2 separate regions of the Mus musculus genome follow, and region 1 is linked to region 2. Evidence: chromatin loops called from intact Hi-C (ENCODE). Cell type or tissue: heart. All regions are shown on one strand. Each heading gives the region's core, and the rest is flanking DNA. Links, peaks and the distances in the headings are about the cores only.

Evidence for each region. A loop is a pair of places that touch in the nucleus more often than their neighbours do. Peaks named below come from ENCODE experiments on the same cell type or tissue, not always from the same donor. Only the 100,000 strongest peaks of a DNase experiment are listed, where the experiment ranks them.
Region 1: it touches region 2 in a loop (2.1-fold over the local background); 3 of 42 quality-filtered maps call a loop at or near these places.

The regions. Positions count from the first base shown.
Region 1 is chr16:38,383,664-38,400,985 of GRCm38, forward strand. Pla1a (phospholipase A1 member A) reads right to left here. Exons shown (of 11, transcript NM_134102.4): 9 at 17,213-17,321; 10 at 13,676-13,840; 11 at 12,454-12,872. The coding sequence ends at 12,788. Among named protein-coding and RNA genes, the nearest start is that of Popdc2, 30 kb to the left of the region's middle. In heart, for the core only: no CTCF peak of the experiment used is centred there; a DNase peak (open chromatin) is centred at 8,688.
Region 2 is chr16:38,481,668-38,484,167 of GRCm38, forward strand. It overlaps Cd80 (CD80 antigen), which reads left to right. Exons shown (of 5, transcript NM_009855.2): 4 at 953-1,066. It overlaps Gm41453 (a long non-coding RNA gene), which reads right to left and starts at 1,216. Exons shown (of 3, transcript XR_876066.2): 1 at 886-1,216. It also overlaps the pseudogene Ck-ps3. In heart, for the core only: a CTCF peak has its summit at 1,342 (motif pointing left); DNase peaks (open chromatin) are centred at 1,704 and 2,164; H3K4me3 peaks cover 1,183 bases; H3K27ac peaks cover 441 bases; H3K27me3 peaks cover 270 bases.

The DNA of each region.
Region 1 (17,322 bases), core at 7,489-9,988, 91 kb before region 2:
CTCCTTCCATCCCATTCTCTAGGATTTTAAATGAAAACATGATGCTTTAGCCCTTTGCAGCAACCCTGACTGGCTGCCTCACCCTTGGCTCACAGCACCACCCCACCCTCCACCTCCACCTGTGCTCAGTCCATCTTCCTCTTTGCTCATTTGTTCATGCCTTGGAGGCTTTTTGCTGTACTGTTATCTCTGTCTTCAGACTAGATCCCGCCCTCCTCTGTGGTAAGCACTAACATCAAGCCACCATGACTTCAGAATTAGATTCCCTGCAATATAACTGCTCTTCTGTCCCTCCTCCCCACAATCTACTCCCCACAGAGCAAATCACTCATCTGAATGTGTAGGAGCCCAAATGCCTTCACCATTGCGTGCAGGGAAACCATTGTACTAGACAGCTCCAAGGGTAGAAAGAATAGTTTATTGTGTAACGAAATATCAAGACTATATGGTAATTGGGGAGGCAAGATGGTGGAAAAGAAACTGGATTTTGTATGACAGTCAGTAGGGTGGGAGTCTTTGAGCTGATATTGTTCTCACTGACCAGGAACTAGATGCTCTTGCCCATGGTAGATGGCCTTTCTGGGTGAATTAAGGAATTAAGGGAGATTCCTGGTAAACATAAACATGTCTTGTGAGATCTGATTTTCTGGTGAACAGAAACCAGACTTCAGGTTTCTGTTTACCCAATAACATTCTTTCTGTTTACCCAGCCAAAGTCGTCCTGATTAGGACAATGTTACCAGTACTGCCATTTTGAGGGCTAACAACCATAAGGGGAATAAATAAACATGTGTAAGGACCAATTAGTCTCCAAATCAGAATTTCAAATGATTTTCTATTCCACTTGAATAAGACCCTGAGCTTCTTCCTGATATGATATCAGTCAGCCTGGCTTACTTTCCTGGCATAAGGTTTATTCACTGAGAGACCCCATGACTCACAAGGGTGTCTTCCTGTCTTTCTAGAGTCCAGGGATCCTGTTGATTTTTGATCATCGGGCACTGTCATCTGCAGGAAGAAAAGACTTGGTCCTGTGTCCTTTCCTTTGCTTTGAACTGGAAGCACTTGCCTGTTCATTGATTAGACCATATCACACTGACCCAGTTAACAGTCAGCTTTGGTTTTGCTGATCACAGAGGCAGGCAGAGATGATGGAGAGGCAAGTGGATGGCCAGGCAGTTTCTACTCTTTAGTCTTCCCTAACTGTCCCCCAATCCACACTGCAGTGCGTGCTCACCCCACCCATGGTGATCTGCCATACTAGCCTGTATTTAGTGCTTTTGTTAGCAGTAGCTCTGTGTTGAAAAGCTTTCGATTATGCCTTCTTGGCTAGTGTCTTCTCATCTGAGCCAGGTACATACAATGACATCGTGGGTGGACGAGGCAACCCAGTAGAAGGAAAGTAGGCAAAATAGTCAGGGATAGTCCCCACTACTACTGTTAGGGTTCCTACAAGAACACCAAGCTACTCATCCGTAACATAAATAAAAGGGCCTACAGAGAGCCCAGAGCTGGAAGGGTGAGTAAGGGGGCAGGCAGCTTCACTTCCGGGTGTCACTGCATCCATACACAAACCTATCCTCTCTTTAAGGAATTTTTACTTCACCTTCGGTATAGTCTAACACAATCCTTTCCCAAAGTGCCTCTTCTACACAGTGCACAGTAGCAGTTGTCACATGATCACTTCAGACACGGAAGCCCAGGACATATTCCCTCTACAAATCTGATGTATACAGTCTAGAAGCTGAACTCTTGCTCAGAAGCCTGAAGCAGCACTCTACTGACCTGAATCCTATGCACTACTCAGTATCCCTTTGTTCCCACCTTAGCTCTGCCACCCTCCTACCCTGTCACCATTCTCAGTAGGACCCTGGGACCATCTCCCTCAGCTCATTTCTCTCTAGGTTCCCTCTCGAGAGCTAGGGGCTTTCTCATCCGTTGCTGTGGCTGGGGCGCATCACAAGACCTCAGGCTTGGCGTGCAGTTGGCAGTTCGTTGGGTGTCTATTCAACTCATTTACTGTTATCAGAGTGACTTGCACATCTCTTTCAAGGTAGGGAAGGAAGGCTGACACTTGGGATTTCTGGATCTCTCATTCCGGTTTTCCAGTTTTCCCAGCCTCTCTCTCCTATCCAAGCCCAGGCCCTTTCTCTGGTTCTTTAAAACCAGTGAGGAAGAAGGTCTTTTCTCTGTGGTTCCTTGAGACCACAATGAATCATTCTGGTCTCATTTCCCCACCTCCTGCCCAGTCTTTATGCATCTTCCCTCAAGTGCCCAAGAGGAAAATATTAGTTACTCTTGACCTTCATCCTTTTCAGGTTCTTCCCCTTTCCATGAATCTCCTTTCTTGTAATATCATTTCTCTTCACGTAACCACTTATATTTTTGCGATTCCCCCAACAAAGTTTCTAAATTATTTTAAGCATCTGTCTTCGATGTGAAAATGTCCTTAAGAAGTGCCACGTTTACGGGGTGCCAGTTTATCTAACCTAGCAAGCACACTTTAGTGTACCTTAGCATATGGATTTGATAAGGTCTTTGCTCTCCTTGTGTGGGGATGCATAAAGCCAGATCTGGCATGGGACTCTATTGGGGTTGAGATATCAGAGATGCTCTTAGGCATGGAGGCTTCAGGATCCAGGAACCCTCCACGGTCAGAGTTCATTGCCCGCGCCCTTCCTATTTCCTTTATATCCAACAATATTTCTACCTGTGTAAGGATCCTTTATATCCATGGTCTCCTCTCTGACTGCATATTAAGTAAACTGAGAACAAAACAAGAATACAATGATTATTGCTAAGGCAGGCTCATGGTTTACAAGTTTTGTACCTTTCTGATTTGGTATATGGTTGACCCAATATTATTATTATTATTATTATTATTATTATTATTATCTTTCATATATTACATCCCAAACAAAGTTTCCCTCCCTCCTCTCCTCCTAGTCTCTCCCCCTCTCCCTCCTCCCCACCCACTCCTCCTTCGTGACCTTTAGAAAAGGACAGGCCTCCTAGGGATATCAACCAAACGCAGCATATCAAGTTGCATTAAGACTAGGCACCTCCCCTCAGATTAAATCTAGTCAAGGCAACTCAGTAGGAGGGAAATGGTCCCAAGAATAGGGGAACGTGTCAGATATAGCTGGAACTCCACTGTTAGGAGTCCCACAAAACCCTGAGCTACACAACTATAATCTATATGCAGAAAGCCTAAGTCAGACCCCTGCAGGCTCCCTGGGTGTGTCTGTTCAGTCTCAGGGAGGCCCTGGGAGGCCAGGTTTGTTGATTCTGTGGGGCTGATTCTTATGAGTTTTGTACCTTTCTGATTTATATATCGGTTGATCTATTATTATCATCATTATTATTATGTATTATTATTTTGGTGTTCTACAATTCTTCCTCCCCATTTCCTGCAGGATTCACCTGGGTCTGCCTAATATTTGACTGTGGGTCTCTGTATCTGTTTATGTGGTTACTTCTTAATAAGATGAGTACATAAAAGTATTTTTACACATACTCGTATGTACACTCTAAAAATTAAAAAATACTGATAATAGGCCCTGAGGGGGAAAAAAAAGGTTAAGACAGAATCCTTGAGGACACTGGTTACAGAGTCTACACAAGTTATGTAGGGAGTCTTAGGACAGAGAGGAGCACGTGAGGAGAGGACAGTGACTGAACTGGCGAGAGTGGCTCCATGAGACTGTGAGCAGTTGCTGCCACCACCTCCACCTCCTTTCCCTCCTCCCCACTGCTCCTCCTCCTTCTCATCATTATCTTTTTCTTCTTCTTAGTCCTTTGAGACAGAGTTTTATTCTGTACCTGGGCTGGGCTCAAACTTGCAGGAATCCTCCTCTCTCCAGAACTGAGTACGGTGACTACAGACAGGAGCCACCGCACCAGGCTTGCGACAGTAGACTTCTGATGAAATGCCAGACGGCTGCCCCTGATAAAGTAGCACCCCTGGAGTGGCCAACACACCTCTTCTATGATCTATGCTGAAACAACGGAAGGAAACCATAATCCACCAACACTAGCATAAGTAGCTAGTGCTCTCCCGTCAGGATGTGAGCTTCCAGAAGATTTGTGCTTACATTCTCCTCATATAGAATACAAACAAACACATGGTATGGCCAGCAAAAATGTTTATTGAATCAAGTTTGTTAAAAAGAAAAAGGGGCCCATGATATGGCTCAGTGTTACCCTTGCTGTGATGCCTGACAGACGTTGGATTTGAACCCTAGAACTGACATGGTAGAAAGAGAGAACCAGCCGGGCGTGATGGCGCACGCCTTTAATCCCAGCACTTGGGAGGCAGAGGCAGGCAGATTCCTGAGTTCGAGGCCAGCCTGGTCTACAATGTGAGTTCCAGGACAGCCAGGGCTATACAGAGAAACCCTGTCTCAAAAAACCAAATAAACAAACAAACAAACAAAGAAGAGAGAGAATCAACTCCCAGCCTTTAAAATTGTCCTTTGACTTCTGCATATATACCACGGCATGCCTCCCCCAAATATATATATATATGTGTGTGTGTGTGTGTGTGCGCGTGTGTGCATATATATGTATATATATGAATATATATGTATATATATGAATATATATGAATATATATATATGAATATATATATATGAATATACATATGTATATATATCACAAGAATATGTGTGTGTGTGTCAAGGTTAAGAATAGAGAGCCAAATATTGGCTCTCACTTGGCTTCATATTATTATCTAGTTCTTTCACTGTGGGGCATCTCAGCTTGCTCAAATGTAGACTAGCCGAACAAACAGATAGTCACAACTGAGGAAAAAAACACTTTGCATTAAATAACTATGAGAATTCAATAAACCTATTTATAAAAGCATTCAGAACTGAACCTGACACATAGTGAGTATTTAAACTCAGTACATTACCGTTTTTATCAGGAGGATGACCAGCACACCGTAGGGACACAGTAAGGACTTGCTGAATGCATGAATGAGCACCTGGCTTTGTGAGCACTCGTCTCTGCTTTTACCAGTTCTCTGTGCTTTCCATACAAGAAACACGACAGTGCAGGTTCTGAATTGAGCTTAGGGTGAGCGTCACGGAGAGTGAGTGGAGGCAGGTGATTCAAGAGCACCAGGTCAGCCTGAGATATGTAAGACCCTGTCTCAGAAAACCAGACGAGCAGAAAGGGGATGCCCTCATGATTGGTCTGGCTTGTCTTCTGAATCTCTACTAGGTGAACTGAAGGTGAACACCACGGGAGTTTTCAAGCCAAGATGACAAGGGAGAGGAGGGCGTTTGTAGCTAAGCCACTTTGACCCCAGTGCTGCAAAGTGGGAAATCACCAATTGGGCCGCCTTCTCCAGGAAAGTTACCTAGTTTTCCTTCTTCCTTTCAACAACAGGGGCTGAGAATGGCTTTCAGGAAAACGTAAATGAGAATCAAGACGAAAGATATAATGACTTAGCCAGGGAAGGTCCTGAATTTCAGGTTCTTTTGAAGTTATCAAGAGAATGCCACAAAAATTGTGGAGCAAGAGAATGGGTTTTGAGTGGCTTTAGACAGCATTATTGGCATAGCCAAACAGAATGGACCAGTAAAAGGGCCGGAGGAAAAGAGACCAGTGGAGAGGTTGATACCAAAATCCAGAGCTCTCAGAGAGACCAGACAGGAAGGGACAGATCCCAGACTTGAAGAAATAAGGAGCCATTATGTGAATGTCAATCAGGTAGTAGGGGTGGGGTGGGGGGCAGAAATGGCTTTTATTTTTAGTGCTGTTACATTCTGAGTCAAAGATGACTCAGGTTTCAAGACTAGACAGCTGAATTATCATGGTGGCTATTATCACAGGAGAGGACAAACAGCTGGGGCGAGATGTGGAATTAGCCCCGGGTGGCATGAGTGGGCTATGGTCAGGACGTCAAGTGGACATACGAGGCAAGCTGCCATGTTTCATAAAAGGGCAATGCTGTGACCCAGAGGTGACTTCACATGCAAGGACTGAGTTCTCCTTACTGTGAAACTCTTCACAAAGTGGCAGAAGCCTGTCCCTTGAGGAGGGGGTAGGGGGCTATGACGGTCATCCCATGGTCAGAAGCATACCCAAGAGTGAGGTCAGGAGTATTCACAAGGCGGGGTGAGCAGTATATCACGTTCAGAATGCAGGATAAGCAGATGCAGAGCTGGTTTGGATTCGGCAGCTAAATAAGATTTATGTTTCAGGGTCAGATCTTCTGTGTGCAATCATTATTTCTTCTGGAGATTTGAAAATGTTAAAATGCAACACTGGGAAGCAGACTTCTCAAGCAGAGCCATAAATGAAGGCCATTCTGGAAACATATGAAGAGACTGCAAGTGCTCCTTTAAGTTAGGCCTGACTTCTTTCCTGAGCCTTTAAGTTGTCTGTCTTTAGTTCCATTTGAGATTTCCCATTTCCAGTGAATTACACTGTGGGTGGGGGATACAAAGAAAGAGGAAGCAAAGTCCCTTTTTTTGAGAACCTAAGTATCACCTATCTTAGAAGCCTGACATACACACCATTGCAAGGCACTGTAGGCACCATCATAAATAGCATGTGGAGGGAGGTTTCCTGAAGGACATGGAACCAGAGGAGGACTCCAAATGACTGGAGGGACCCAAGTGAGGACCGAAGGCTCAGGAGCAGAAGCATCGAGCTGGAATGGACCACAGGGTACTTTAGGGGACGCTCAGTTTGGGGACACTGGGGAATATGGCAGATAACTTTTGAGCAGGCAGAGTGGCGCTCGACTGAGTAGAGCTCTATGTACATAGCCATTTTGGTTTTAGGGACTAGAAGCCAACTGGAAAAGGAACCATGTCACATGGTGGATAGAGCTCAGATTCTGACCTCAACTAGTAGTGGTATGAATCGTGAGGTCACCCTCCATTAGGCGTACCAGATTGGGCAAGTTCTATAACCTTTCTTGTCCTTTAGTGTTTTCACATGTAAGATAAGAATGCTTGGCATTATTGGGAGGTTTATAGAAGATAATCTATATAACGTGATTAGAATCCTACCCATCATATAATATGTGTTCTGGGGGGTTTATTTTCCTTGACAGTGGTATTGATGGGACAAAGTGAGACTTATTATATAAAAGTACAGGACTTAATGTCAAGACTACCACACTGTTTCAAAATAGGACTGGATCAGGGAAACAAAGGTTCTGTTTCTCTCAGGAGATAGGCAATGTATTTCTCTTTCCTTACAGATTAGCCTTCCCTGCTTCTCCATTCTCATGAGGGAAACAGACTGCTTTCATTGCTCAAGTTTGGACATAGCAATTCCTTCTACCCGAGGAGAAGCACTGGGTAGCTCTTTGTTGTTTCAAATATTCAAGAGTAAAATCTCCCTGGTCCAGCGTAAGTCAGGTGTCCACCGCTAGTCTGAGTGAAGCTGGGACTGAGGACAGGAACCCTCATTTCAGAGAAAGGGTCCGTGAAAAAATGTCTTCTGTTCTGAGAGAGAGGAGTTTGGGACATTGGGGTCCTCCCTAGGAATTCAAACTGAGGGTATCTGGAAAACAAATCTCTTCAATTTGAACAAGAAAAGGAGTATATTCTACACTTGAGATTTTTATAGAGATTTAAGGCTAGGGATTTATACTGATCTTCTGAAATTTGTGGTCATACATGAAGATAACTGAAGCACGTGTAACAGAATAACATCTCGTTACAATATCCACAGCATCTCTGAGAACGGCAACCCCGTGACCCTGTCTCTTTTGAGGGAGGGCAGTCAACAAAAAAACAATCTGTGATCTTATGAAAGGCTGGCAGGCCAGAAGCAAAAGCCCAAAAGCAAAGTCACACGCTTGGTTTTTTCTACTGGAAAAAAAAATAATACTGAAGAATGTCCAATCGAGGGAGAAAATAAAAACTAGTGCCATTCACAAACCGGAGAATGGAAAACCAGTCATTTCCAGTTATTTCTTTGAAAGGATCAATAAACTTGATACATCTTTAGTAGGGCTTACCAATAAAAATGTGAGGAGATTTGGTTTCTGAAGTCAAGATAGAGACATTACTACTGGGCTTATCAAAATAAAAATATGTACGGAAATACTATGAATAATTATACATCAGCAAAAATATGTACGGGAATACCATGAATAATTGTACACCAGCAAATTAGATAGCTCAGGTAAAACGGACAGATTTATAGAAATGTACCAATCGCAGAAGCTGACTGAAGAGAAAAAGAAAATCAGAACAGATCTTTAACAAGTGAAGATATTGGGTTAGTGAAAAAAGAAATAAACAAACAAAATAAAACACTACAAAGAAAAGCCAATGCTTATGATAAATTGTCAGAGAAGACTACTCCATGGGGCCGTTTGTTTGTTTGTTTTCTAATAAACAGTGAGGGACTGTACTATCCTAGCGTGCCAGTTGCTGGTGTTACCATAGATAATTGCTTTTTCAAGGATATATTTATAGCCAAGGCACAAACTGTGAGACACTAGAAGCTTTTGGAGCACAACACCTCATAGAAGGACTTCAGAGAGGGCGGTGCGCCCAGCTGACTCTCCACTGCAGCGTAGTCTAGTCTCCAGCCGCTCCCATGGCTTTTCCCCACTCCTCTGGCTTCCTGTTCCCATGTTCGTCCTCACGGTATTGATGGACCAGCCCTGTTTTCCAAAAAGAACTCAGCAACTGAAACGAAGCCTTGTCTGAGATCTCAGTCAGCTGTCCACACACGATTGTCTGAGATTCCCATGTGACTCGCTTGGCCGCCGGACCGGCTGCCTGGACACGTGACCTGCAGTTCTGTTTCCTGCTCCGCTCTTCTCATCGCCTTGAAAATTTTTGTAACTTTTTTTGTTTAAAACAATATTTTTATTTCATCCAGACCCCAAAATGTCTAGTAGGCAGTCTTAGGGGGTTCCACTCTGAGCCTTGGAGGAGAACTTACTTGAGTGTGGGTTTAGAGTGCTTTGTACATAGAGACTAACTACAGTTCTGGTTAATGGCCCGAACTATAAGGCCCGTTGGCCCGGCTCCTTTGGATACCAGCCTTGCGCTCCTTGCTGTGTGAGCAGAGGCATTCACAGTGTGTGCCTCACAGTTGTGCTGAGAGGCTAGACCATAGTAAAACAGCAGAGGAACAGCGAAGAGCTGTGCAGCACCGCTGATTCTGTTGCCTCCCTGTTCCGGGATCAAGTTGCTTTTATCTCCCATCAGGTGTGTTTGCTTGGTGGGGGATCTGACATTCGGGTTGAATTAATCCACAGTCATTTAACGCTCACAGCAGAGTTCTGAGAGTCCAGTGGGTATGGAGGGGTTCCCAGCTCTGCCTTTGCCCCATCAAGCAGCCCCCTTACCCCTCAACCCCACAGACACTCCAGCTGCTTAAAGCCAGGTTTCCCAAAGAGAAAGCTATGTGCCTGGACAGGATGCCCAGACCTACCGCTGTGTGCTACAAAATCACCTAGTGAGAAAGCTTTGCATGTCTTCTTTTCAGTCCACTAATTACATGTGTTGTTAATAAGGGATGTGTGTCACTGTGTGTGTGTCGGTGTGTGTCTCTCTGTACATCTGTGTGAGTGTGCAAGAGTGTGTGTGTCTCCCTCTCTGTACATCTGTGTGAGTGTGCCAGAGTGTGTGTGTGTGTGTGTGTGTGTGTGTGTGTGTGTGTGTGCTTTTTCAAGGATAGATCATCACAGCACACTGTGAAAGCCAGAGGAAGCCTTGAGGAAGCCTGCTCTCTCCTTTCACTGTGTGGGTCCCGGGAATTAAGCTCAGAGCATTAGGCCTGAGATCAAGTGCCTTTGCACACCCAGCCAGGCATCTTGCTAGTCTATGGATGAGTGTGATGGTTTGTTGGAGGAAGTGTGTCACTGTGGGGGTGGGCTTCCAGACCCTCCTCCTAGCAGCCTGAGGACAGTCTGCTCCTGGCTTCCTTTGGATAAAGATGTAGAACTCTCAGCTCCTCCTGCACCATGCCTGCCTAGATGCTGCTGTGCTTCCTGCCTTGATGATAATGGACTGAACCTCTGAACCTGTAAGCCAGCCCCAATGAAATGTTGTCTTCTATAAGTGTTGCCTTGGTCATGGTGTCTCTTCACAGCAATGGAAACCCTAAGACAATAAGTTTTGAAAACTTCTCTCATAAGCGGCTAATATTTGTTTTTAGGTTGAGAAAAAGTGGGCCCTGCAGCTCAGGGGCCAGCAGTTCACAGCATCTGCTCGGAATGTCAAACATGACTATGGTCTCATTGTATTTATTTCTAGGATTAGCCTAGGATAAGAGAAACTAGTTTCCCATTTACGGTAATGATCTAACATTTCTGATGGGACACACGATAACACGGAAGTACATTTCCACATTTCACGATGCGTTAAAACAAGATGACATTAGTGAAGAAACACAGGCCATATCCCAAAGATAATGCAAAGCCTAACTAGAGTAACAGCTTATGATATAATCCCTTTATCACAGAAGCATGCTACGATTTATCCAAACTTGGAAGAAAAGTCGCAAGCATAAGGGAAAACTAAGGAAGAAGGATGGCTAAGCAGTGTCTCCCAGGAGAGTCACTGTTCCCTGAGTCACAACCACAGGAACTTGAGCTCAATGAAGCCCAGGCTAGCTGAGGTCACTCCCAGGGAAACCCACAAGCTGCTGGGTGGTTACAAGAGGGTGTAAGAGAAGAGTGGCTTGAGATTTTAAAAGGGAAGGAAATTGCAAGCCTGCTTGCTGGAGATGACGTGGATTCTTCCCGTGTGACAATGTCCTGCAAGGCTAGGGCAGGCAGAGAATGGGGCTCGTGGGTGAGCGTCCAAATGGACATTGCGTTGACCATCCTGCGGCTTTCATTGCCACAGCTCAGAAGAGCTGGGCCCTGGCTACTGCGTTCTGCATGACCTCATACAAATGATGTAACCATACCCTACGGCTTACATCATTCTCCCTGCCTTTGTTACAGAGTGAACCAAAAGTCAACTCTCTTTAAAGCTCGTTTATGGGGGTATTTTTTAAAGCTAAGTTTAAAAAGTGAACCATCTAGGAGGGAAAGTTATGAGGTGAACCTAGGACCCATCCTTCTGTACCCTGCTCTATGCCCTGGACCTCTACGAACCAAGTTGGTTTTTTTCCTCCTCTGGCTTCTGCTGGGGTAACTCAGTGTTCTGAACAAGAAGAGGGGAGGGAAGTGAAGTAGAATAGCCTGTGTGGCTGCCCTCTTGCCTGTGTCTGTGTCTGTGTCTGTGTCCATGTGGAAGGGGAGATGGGTGGGATTGGATGTATGATGTGAAATTCACAAAGAGCCAGTAAAACATTATTTTAAATATGTAAACGCTGAGCTCTTTGTCCATGCCTGCCCTGCTGTTGCCATTTTCCCAGCTCTGACAGTCATGGGCTCCATCCCTCTGCAACCTTGAGCCCCAATTTAAATGCTTTCTTTTATAGGTTGCCTTGGTCATAGTGTTTTTTGTCACAACAATAGAAAAACTAACAAGAACAAGATGGTGCGCAGGAGGAATATTTCATACTAGTATGGTTTGGACAACTTTCTTCAAAGTGTCTCTGTATTAAAGGCTTTGTCACAAAGAGGCCACATGGGGAGTGTGCTAGTGTCTTGTGACATCTTGAGAGGATTCATGCAAATATCTACTCACCCTGAATAGGGAACCAGCAACTGACCATAGCAACAATTCCACAAAAGTCTAACCTGGCTAACCAATGAGTTCACTGAGGCTACAGGGTCACAAGAAAGAGCTTACTTACAGAAGCAGGAAACCCTCACAGGCAGCTGCATTTCCAAGAAGCTGGTCCCAGCCTGGGTAGAGACACACAAAAACTGCATTCCTGGAGCTCTCTGAACCCGGGGGCCGCTCTGACAGAACTCTTCTACACATGTCCTTCCTCATTCTATGTTTTGAGGTGAGGTCTTGTGAATCCTCTAAGTGACATCTTTCCAGGTCTGGGGGCCCTTGTTTACTTCCTGATTCTCACGAGCGAGCCTCTTTCTTCCTCCAGGAGGAAAAACGTTCAATTCAGAGGAAATTGCCACACAACACTTGCCCCCTTCTTCCAGCTCCTGTATTCTCTCTGTCCTCTCTTCTGTGATGCACCGTAAGGCTGTGTGTGTGATACAGATATTCAGTCACTCTCCTCCATCCTGGCTGAGTGTCGTGTCTAAATACTACAGCAGCGGTCACTTTGTCCTGGGAGCTTGGCAGGTTATAAGTGTCTGTGATATACTTTATACACATTATAAAAATGAACATTTTCTTCCAGGACTAACTATAGTCGGCAGCAATAGCAATCCTCTGTAAATCACTTTTTACATTTTTAAACATTTATTTTCTTAATTACTGTGTGTGTGTGTGTGCATGTTACCTAGTCATCTCAGTGGCCCTGTAAATAATAGTGTATCTGTCTGTGTGTCTGTGTGTTGAGTATAGTAGAATTACATTTCAACAAAACAACCAAAATGATTCAGATATTCCATGGCAGTTTATTTAAAAAATTTCTCTGCGTACATTTCTATTAAATCCTAAGTATAGATGCTTAAGGGTGTGAGGTAATCACAGTTGTGTCGAAATAGAGAAGCTAAAAGGGCATTTATGTAAAGCGTTAGATGTTGGTGACGGAGATCAAGGTCTGTAACATGAGTCATCTGTCCCCTCCACAGTAACTGCTTACAGGGAAAACCACCAAGAATTTGGCCTTCCCCTTTAGTAGAAATGGGGTGAAATACGGCTCTCACAAACAGCTCTTGGCACACTGCCCTCGGAAAACTGCGGCCACTGCCTCCTGCATAGGCTCGGGCTACACGCAGGCTATTTTCAGGTCCTGGAAAGCAGGCACGCCTGCTTGCAGACGCACTGGCTCAGGTATGCAGACCGTCTTCTTGCTGTGTGAACAACACACGTATTGTTGCAGAACAACGAGAGGCAGGTTCTTGGTCATCAGGAGAAAGAGCTAGAAGTTGTATGTCTTTTCTTTCCTGTGCCCCATGTCTAGTGAAAGGAGTCTACGTTTTCCTACTACATAATCTATTCCTGTTCTCTGTGTGCCAATAGTAAGGTGGTGAGGCTACTCACTGGAATGCCCACTCGAGGCAGAGGAAAGAGTCTAGATCCGCACCCAAGATGCCAATGACACATTTGAAGGAGAGGCCACAGAGGGAGAAATACACTGTGATAAATATTCTGATAAAACTGCAACTAAAACCAAATGCATCAAGCAGATGCAAACGCTTCATGTATGGAGGTATTAAGTTAAATACCAGGAGGAGAATTAAAGACCAGCTTCTCCAGCTTCCTCCCTAAAACCTTCAACTCCACCAGGCAGTGGTGGCGCACGTCTTTAGTTCCAGCACTTGGGAGGCAGAGGCAGGCAGATTTCTGAGTTTAAGGCCAACCTGGTCTACAGAGTGAGTTCCAGGACAGCCAGGGCTATACAGAGAAACCCTGTCTCGAAAAACAAAACAAAAAAAACAAAAACAAAACAAAACAAACAAACAAACAAAAAAAAACCCTTCAATTCAGTATGACCCTATAGAAGATTGGGGAGAACTCGGGGTCCCAGTGGATTCCTCACCTAAGACAGTTATCACTTTATTGAGGTTGAATTCCATCAAGCAACACCCCGAAGATCCAGAGCTGTGCTTGGTGGTGTTGCAGGGGTGCTTAGGGGGTGGGTTCTGTGACTCACCTGTCATTGACCGGCAGAGGGGCAGTACAGAAAGTCCCAACAACAGGAGTTCTGTCTTTTCTCCAAACCCGGCTAGAAACTTGGAACTTGAGCTTCACTTGGTTTATCTGGCACTGTGGGTTAGGATGAGCCATGACCCCTCTCCCTTCCAGTTGCTGTTTAGGTCTGAAAGGCAAAGGGAGAGAGGATGAGCCGGCACCGGTCTGTGCTTCACTGGCCTGTGAACTAAGGGGCTTTGCAGGCAAACCTTGTTAGCTGTCAAGTACAGAGGCACGGGCACCTTAAAAAACGAGACGCAGCGTTTTTGAATCCTCACTGGCCCCCTGCGCACAGGCCAACAGTTTTGAATGTGACCCAGAAAATACGTGTTTATTCTTTTTTTTATTATTAATTTTTTTTTAATTTTTTTATTAGGCATTTTCCTCATTTACATTTCCAATGCTATCCCAAAAGTCCCCCATACCCCCCCCCACTCCCCTACCCACTTACTCCCACTTCTTGTCTCTGGCATTCCCCTGTACTGAGGCATATAAAGTTTGCAAGACCAATGGGTCTCTCTTTCCACTGATGGCCTACTAGGCCATCTTCTGATACATATGCAGCTAGAGACAGGAGCTCTGGGGGTACTGGTTAGTTCATATTGTTGTTCCACCTATAGGGTTGCAGATACCTTTAGCTCCTTGGGTACTTTCTCTAGCTTCTCCATTGGGGGCCCTGTGATCCATCCAATAGCTGACTGTGAGCATCCACTTCTGTGTTTGCTAGGCCCCTGCCTAGTCTCACAAGAGACAGCTATATAGGGTCCTTTCAGCAAAATCTTGCTTGTGTATGCAATGGTGTCAGCTTTTGGAGGCTGATTATGGGATGGATCCCTATTCTTTTTCATTATTGGAAAGTCAATAAACATTTTTATTTAAGGGACTTCCCGTGTGAGTCTTTCACCGTACACCAAGATTACTCAAGTTCAAGATTTCTGAAACAGCTCTTTCCCAAAGAAAAATGCTTAATCCAGCTGTGCCGCGAGAGGAACAGGTTGCCTGGGGCCTGGGTAGTGGACTGTGTGTCCTTCAATTCTGATCTCTGAGACAGTGGGGGACTCTGGGAAGGAGGGAGAGGGCAAGGTTCAGATGCCTCTCCACACCACAGCAGGTTGGGTCCTGATTCATCGCCAGCCCCACCCCCTTTTTCTCTCCAGTTTTACAGAGCGGTGGTGTCTTTGTGGTGTATTTTTCTCATCCAGAGGCAGGCATACAGATTGTTGCCTCATTTTGCAGAAAGACTTTGTTCAGGTAAAGAAAAGCTGCCCCTGCTTGGAAACGTTTTATAATATGTCAGAGAAAATTAGGATTCAAGAAACTGCTTTTATCCAAGACCTTACAAATTATAAGGGATATGAAAGTTGCTTTGAGTGAGTGGCTTGGCTTGGGTAAATTGTCCACCTAAAAGGAAAACTTGATACCGGGCGTGGTGGCACGTGCCTTTAATCCCAGCACTTGGGAGGCAGAGGCAGGCGAATTTCTGAGTTCGAGGCCAGCCTGGTCTACAGAGTGAGTTCCAGAACAGCCAGGGCTGCAGAGAAACTCTGTCTCGAAAAAAAGGAAAAAAGGAAAACTTGGGTTTTTACAAAATAATAGAAAGTAGGGGCAAAACATACTTCTCCCTGGCACTTATCCTTCTAATTTCTAATTTTTTAATTAAAAAAAAAAATTAGCCAGTGGCGCACACCTTTAATCCCAGCACTTGGGAGGCAGAGGCAGGCAGATTTCTGGATTCAAGGCCAGCCTGGTCTACAGAGTGAGTTCCAGGACAGCCAGCTATACAGAGAAACTCTGTCTCAAAAAAAAAAAAAAAAGAGAGAGAGAGATGGTTAGAGTTAATGCATTCAGTGTCCTTCTTCAAGAGTCACGTGTCTTCCTTTGGGCATGAAGGCTAACCACCTATGAGAGGCCCACTGAGAGGCTCAGAGAACCTCAGCTTCGGCTTGCTCCAAGTCTCCAGTGACTGGTGGGCGGGAACAGTGGTTTTACCCATACAGAAGGCCTAGTGTGTCAGGGCCAAGGTCTCCATTAGTATCTGTTCATCTACCAACTGACTAGAGAAACAAAGGAAAGCCCTTCCTGTAGCAACACAACTTTAAACAAATAACTATGGAAAGTCCTCAGCATTCTAGTCCACCACAGTCCCCAAGCCACCGCTGTGGGCACCTGCAAATCCATGACCCGGAGGGGCCAGTATCTGCAGACAGAGCACAGTCCAGTGGCAGGATGTAGGGGAGCTCAAGGGGAATGACCTCTTTCGGGAGGGATTTGTTTTCCCTCACAGCACAGTTCAGCAGGGCAGCCTGAGAACACACCCTCCCACCCCCAGGCGATGTGGTCACTCTCCTTTTGAACACGCCCAAAGGCTCAGCAAGCTGCTCTCCAGCCAGAAACCATATTGTCTAATTTGTCCTTCCAAGCCTGATTTATCTCTCCAGCCTTCTCTTGTCCTACATCCCACACCTTGGCTTTGTCTTGCTGGCACACCTCTGTGTTCTTTTTGCCAATTCTTTGATCCCCTTGTCGCATCCTCAGATCCACTTAGGCGCTCTCTCTGCGCCTCAGTGCAGTGGACCGGGAAATGTTCAGAGAGGCGCACACAGCTCTTTCCCCTATTTGCGTTCAGTGTTGTTTTTTTCTTTTTTGTTTTCCCTCCTGCAGACCTTTGTTTGCGACTACTCTGTCAGCAGATTTGGCAAGAGCTGTCTGAAGGAAGCGGGCACTGGCCCGTGAGGGACTCTGGGTTGGGCAGGGCTTGTGAAGGGGCTACACTTCCTGTGGGGGTTCTGACTCCTCCCCAGCAGCCTCTGCGGTAAGCTCTGCCTTCCCTCCCCTTCGCCTCCCATCTCCCGCAGCTTTTCCAGTGCGGTTGTGATTAGTATGCTCTGCCAAGACCCCTTTGGGGTCTCTCCTGCATCAGCTCTATTTTCCTCACTGGTCCCTAACAGAACCAGTGTTTACATATCTGATTAGGTGGTTTAGCTGCTGGCTAGTAATTGCTTTTTAAAGAAACAGACCCACCTTGTCCCTGACTCCCCCAGCCCCACCCCGCTCTCTTGCCCCAAACCTGGTCCCACCAGTTCCCCAGAGCCAAGTCTGCCCCAAAGAAATGGAAATGATCAGCTATGATCCGACAAACTTGAAGCAGCCCCCATCTGGCCCTAACCTTCTTCTATGGACCAGCTCCTAAGGCCCTGGTCACCCCTGTAGGTGGATGGTGGCTGAGGCTCTCCTTCCTAATACAATTCTGCTGGACCCCAGAGCAGTTTCCTACTGAGAACTAATCGCCTCTGGTGCTGCCCAGTAGCCTTGCTTGCTAGCATCTGAATACACTGTGCTTAAGGTGGTACTGATCCCAAACCTACAACTCTTATCTGGGAGTAGATCTGTAGTGGGCACTGTCCCCAGCTTGGTGGGCTAGGCCCAGCAATCACACTGTGTCTGACCTGGAACATACACATACATGAAAGAGAGGCTTAGCCATAGGACACTTACGTACATGGTGATCTTGACCGAGGACGTTACGTTGTTGCTAAGAAACGTGACCTCGATGCTGGTATCCTTTTTTCTCTTCTCCTTCAAATAAAACTCCACAAGGCTGTGGTGCAC
Region 2 (2,500 bases), core at 1-2,500:
ACAAGCTGAAACAGGAGTGCAAAGCAGAGAAACCGAGGACAAGGGAGTCCGTGGTGTCAAATGCTCAAATAAGCTGAAAGCCAAACCTCACCCAGGAGGCTTGGTAATGGGGAAAATCGAAAACGAGTTAGTGTTCAATAATTTCTGGTAAGTCATTCCAGAGAAGCCAGAGAGGTGGTGTTGCTAATATTCCTGTCAAAAGGTATCGCTGTCAGATGTTGCTATTCCCAGAAAGATTGAGAAATAAATGGCATAGCTGTTGCCCCCAGTGAGGAGAACTGGATGGCAGCAACACACACCAACCTCTTTCTCCTCCTGCTTCGGCAGTCTTTGTATCCCTCTTTTGCGCCTCATGAATCTAGAAGCTCATTAGAAGCTAGCCCACAAAAGTGACTTCCAGAATGATCCCTTAATACCAATTCTTAGTCATTCTTAGTTCTCCTAACCCTCCCCAAACTTAAACCTGGAAGGAAAATCAATCAATCAATCAATCAATCTTAAAGAGAATGTGGAGCACCTCCCAAACCTTAAGGCAGCCACTGTGTGGAACATGAGTGAAGGTGGAGGGCGTGAGGAGAACATGCAAGAGAACGGGAGGAGGCACAGCAGAGCTAGAGGAGAATAAGTAGGTATATCTAGATTATGACATCGATAAGGCCTGGCCATAGCAGCCACAGAAATGAGCCAAGAAGACAAGTTAGCTTTTACGCTTTCTCCATAGAATCTTCCCCATGCCAAGTTAGCTCGGTAGGTGCAAGAATTCAGTTTACTTTTTTTCGTGTGCAATATCTATATCGTTGGATATAGGACAGTGCAAGGGAATGCTAGCAATTGTGTGTCCATGAGATGATCTGGCAAAGTAAAAGATTCTCCACAGGTACATACTGAAGAGGTGTAGGATGGGAACCCAGCAGGAGGAAGCACATCACAACCGATTCTTTTCTTTCCACAGCCCCAGAAGACCCTCCTGATAGCAAGAACACACTTGTGCTCTTTGGGGCAGGATTCGGCGCAGTAATAACAGTCGTCGTCATCGTTGTCATCATCAAATGCTTCTGTAAGCACAGTAAGTACCATTTTTATTATCACGATCAGTTCCTAGAAGACCAGACACTGTAAGTAGGGCTCAGCACATCTTCAGTATATCAGTCTAATCTCTGCTCATATTTACAGTAAATCTATGGCAACTTCAGATTTAAAAAAAAAAAAAGTTCTCGGGCTGGAGAGATGGCTCAGTGGTTAAGAGCACTGACTGCTCTTCCGAAGGTCCTGAGTTCAAATTCCAGCAACCACATGGTGACTAACAACCACCTGGTAATGAGATCTGGCGCCATCTTCTGGTGCGTCTGAAGACAGCTACAGGGTACTTAGATACAATAATTAAATCTTTTTAAAAAAATGTTCTCATCATGTTCTGGCCACTCACTGTTAAAAATATATATATCCTGGACCCCTACTGTATGCCTAGCATTCTTCTAGACATGCAAATTCCAAAGATAAGAAGTTGTTGCTCGGTCGTTCTTCTGCGCTGCGCCAGGAGCTGCAAGCACAGGCATCCCGCCCGCTGCCTTCGCCATACCCTTCTCCAACAGCCATAATACGCAGAAGCTGCGCTTCCCGGCCGAGGATGAATTCCCTGATCTGAGCAGCCACAACAACCATATGGCCAAGGTGCTGACCCCCGAGCTGTATGCCGAGCTTCGTGACAGTTGCACGCCGAGCGGCTTTACTTTGGACGACGCCATTCAGACTGGCGTAGACAATCCGGGCCACCCGTACATCATGACAGTGGGTGCAGTGGCAGGCGACAAGGAGAGTTACGACGTATTCAAGGAACTCTTCGACCCCATTATTGAGGAGCGGCACGGCAGCTACCAGCCCAGTGATGAGCACAAGACCTACCTCAACCCAGACAACCTGCAGGGTGGCAATGACCTGGACCCCAACTACGTGCTGAGCTCGTTGGTGCGCACAGGCCGCAGCATCCGCGGCTTCTGTCTTACACCCCCCCCCCGCTCCCCCACCCCACCCCGTACTGCAGCCGCGGGGAGCGCCGCGCCATCGAGAAGCTGGCAGTAGAAGCTCTGTCCAGCCTAGATGGCGACCTGTCTGGCAGGTTCTATGCGATCAAGAGCATGACCGAGGCGGAGCAGCAGCAGCTCATTGACGACCACTTCCTCTTCGACAAGCCTGTGTCGCCTCTGTTGCTGGCCTCCAGCATGGCCCGCGACTGGCCGGATGCTTGCTGGCATATGGCACAATGACAATAAGACTTTCCTGGTGTGGATCAACGAGGAGGACCACCTGCGGGTCATCTCCATGAAGAAGGGGGGCAACATGAAGGAAGTGTTCACCCGATTCTGCACCGGCCTCACTCAAATCGAAACTCTCTTCAAGTCCAAGAACTATGAGTTCATGTGGAGCCCTCACCTGGGCTACATCCTCACACGCCCTTCCAACCTGGGCACCGGACTGCGGGCAGGTGTGCACATCAAGCTGC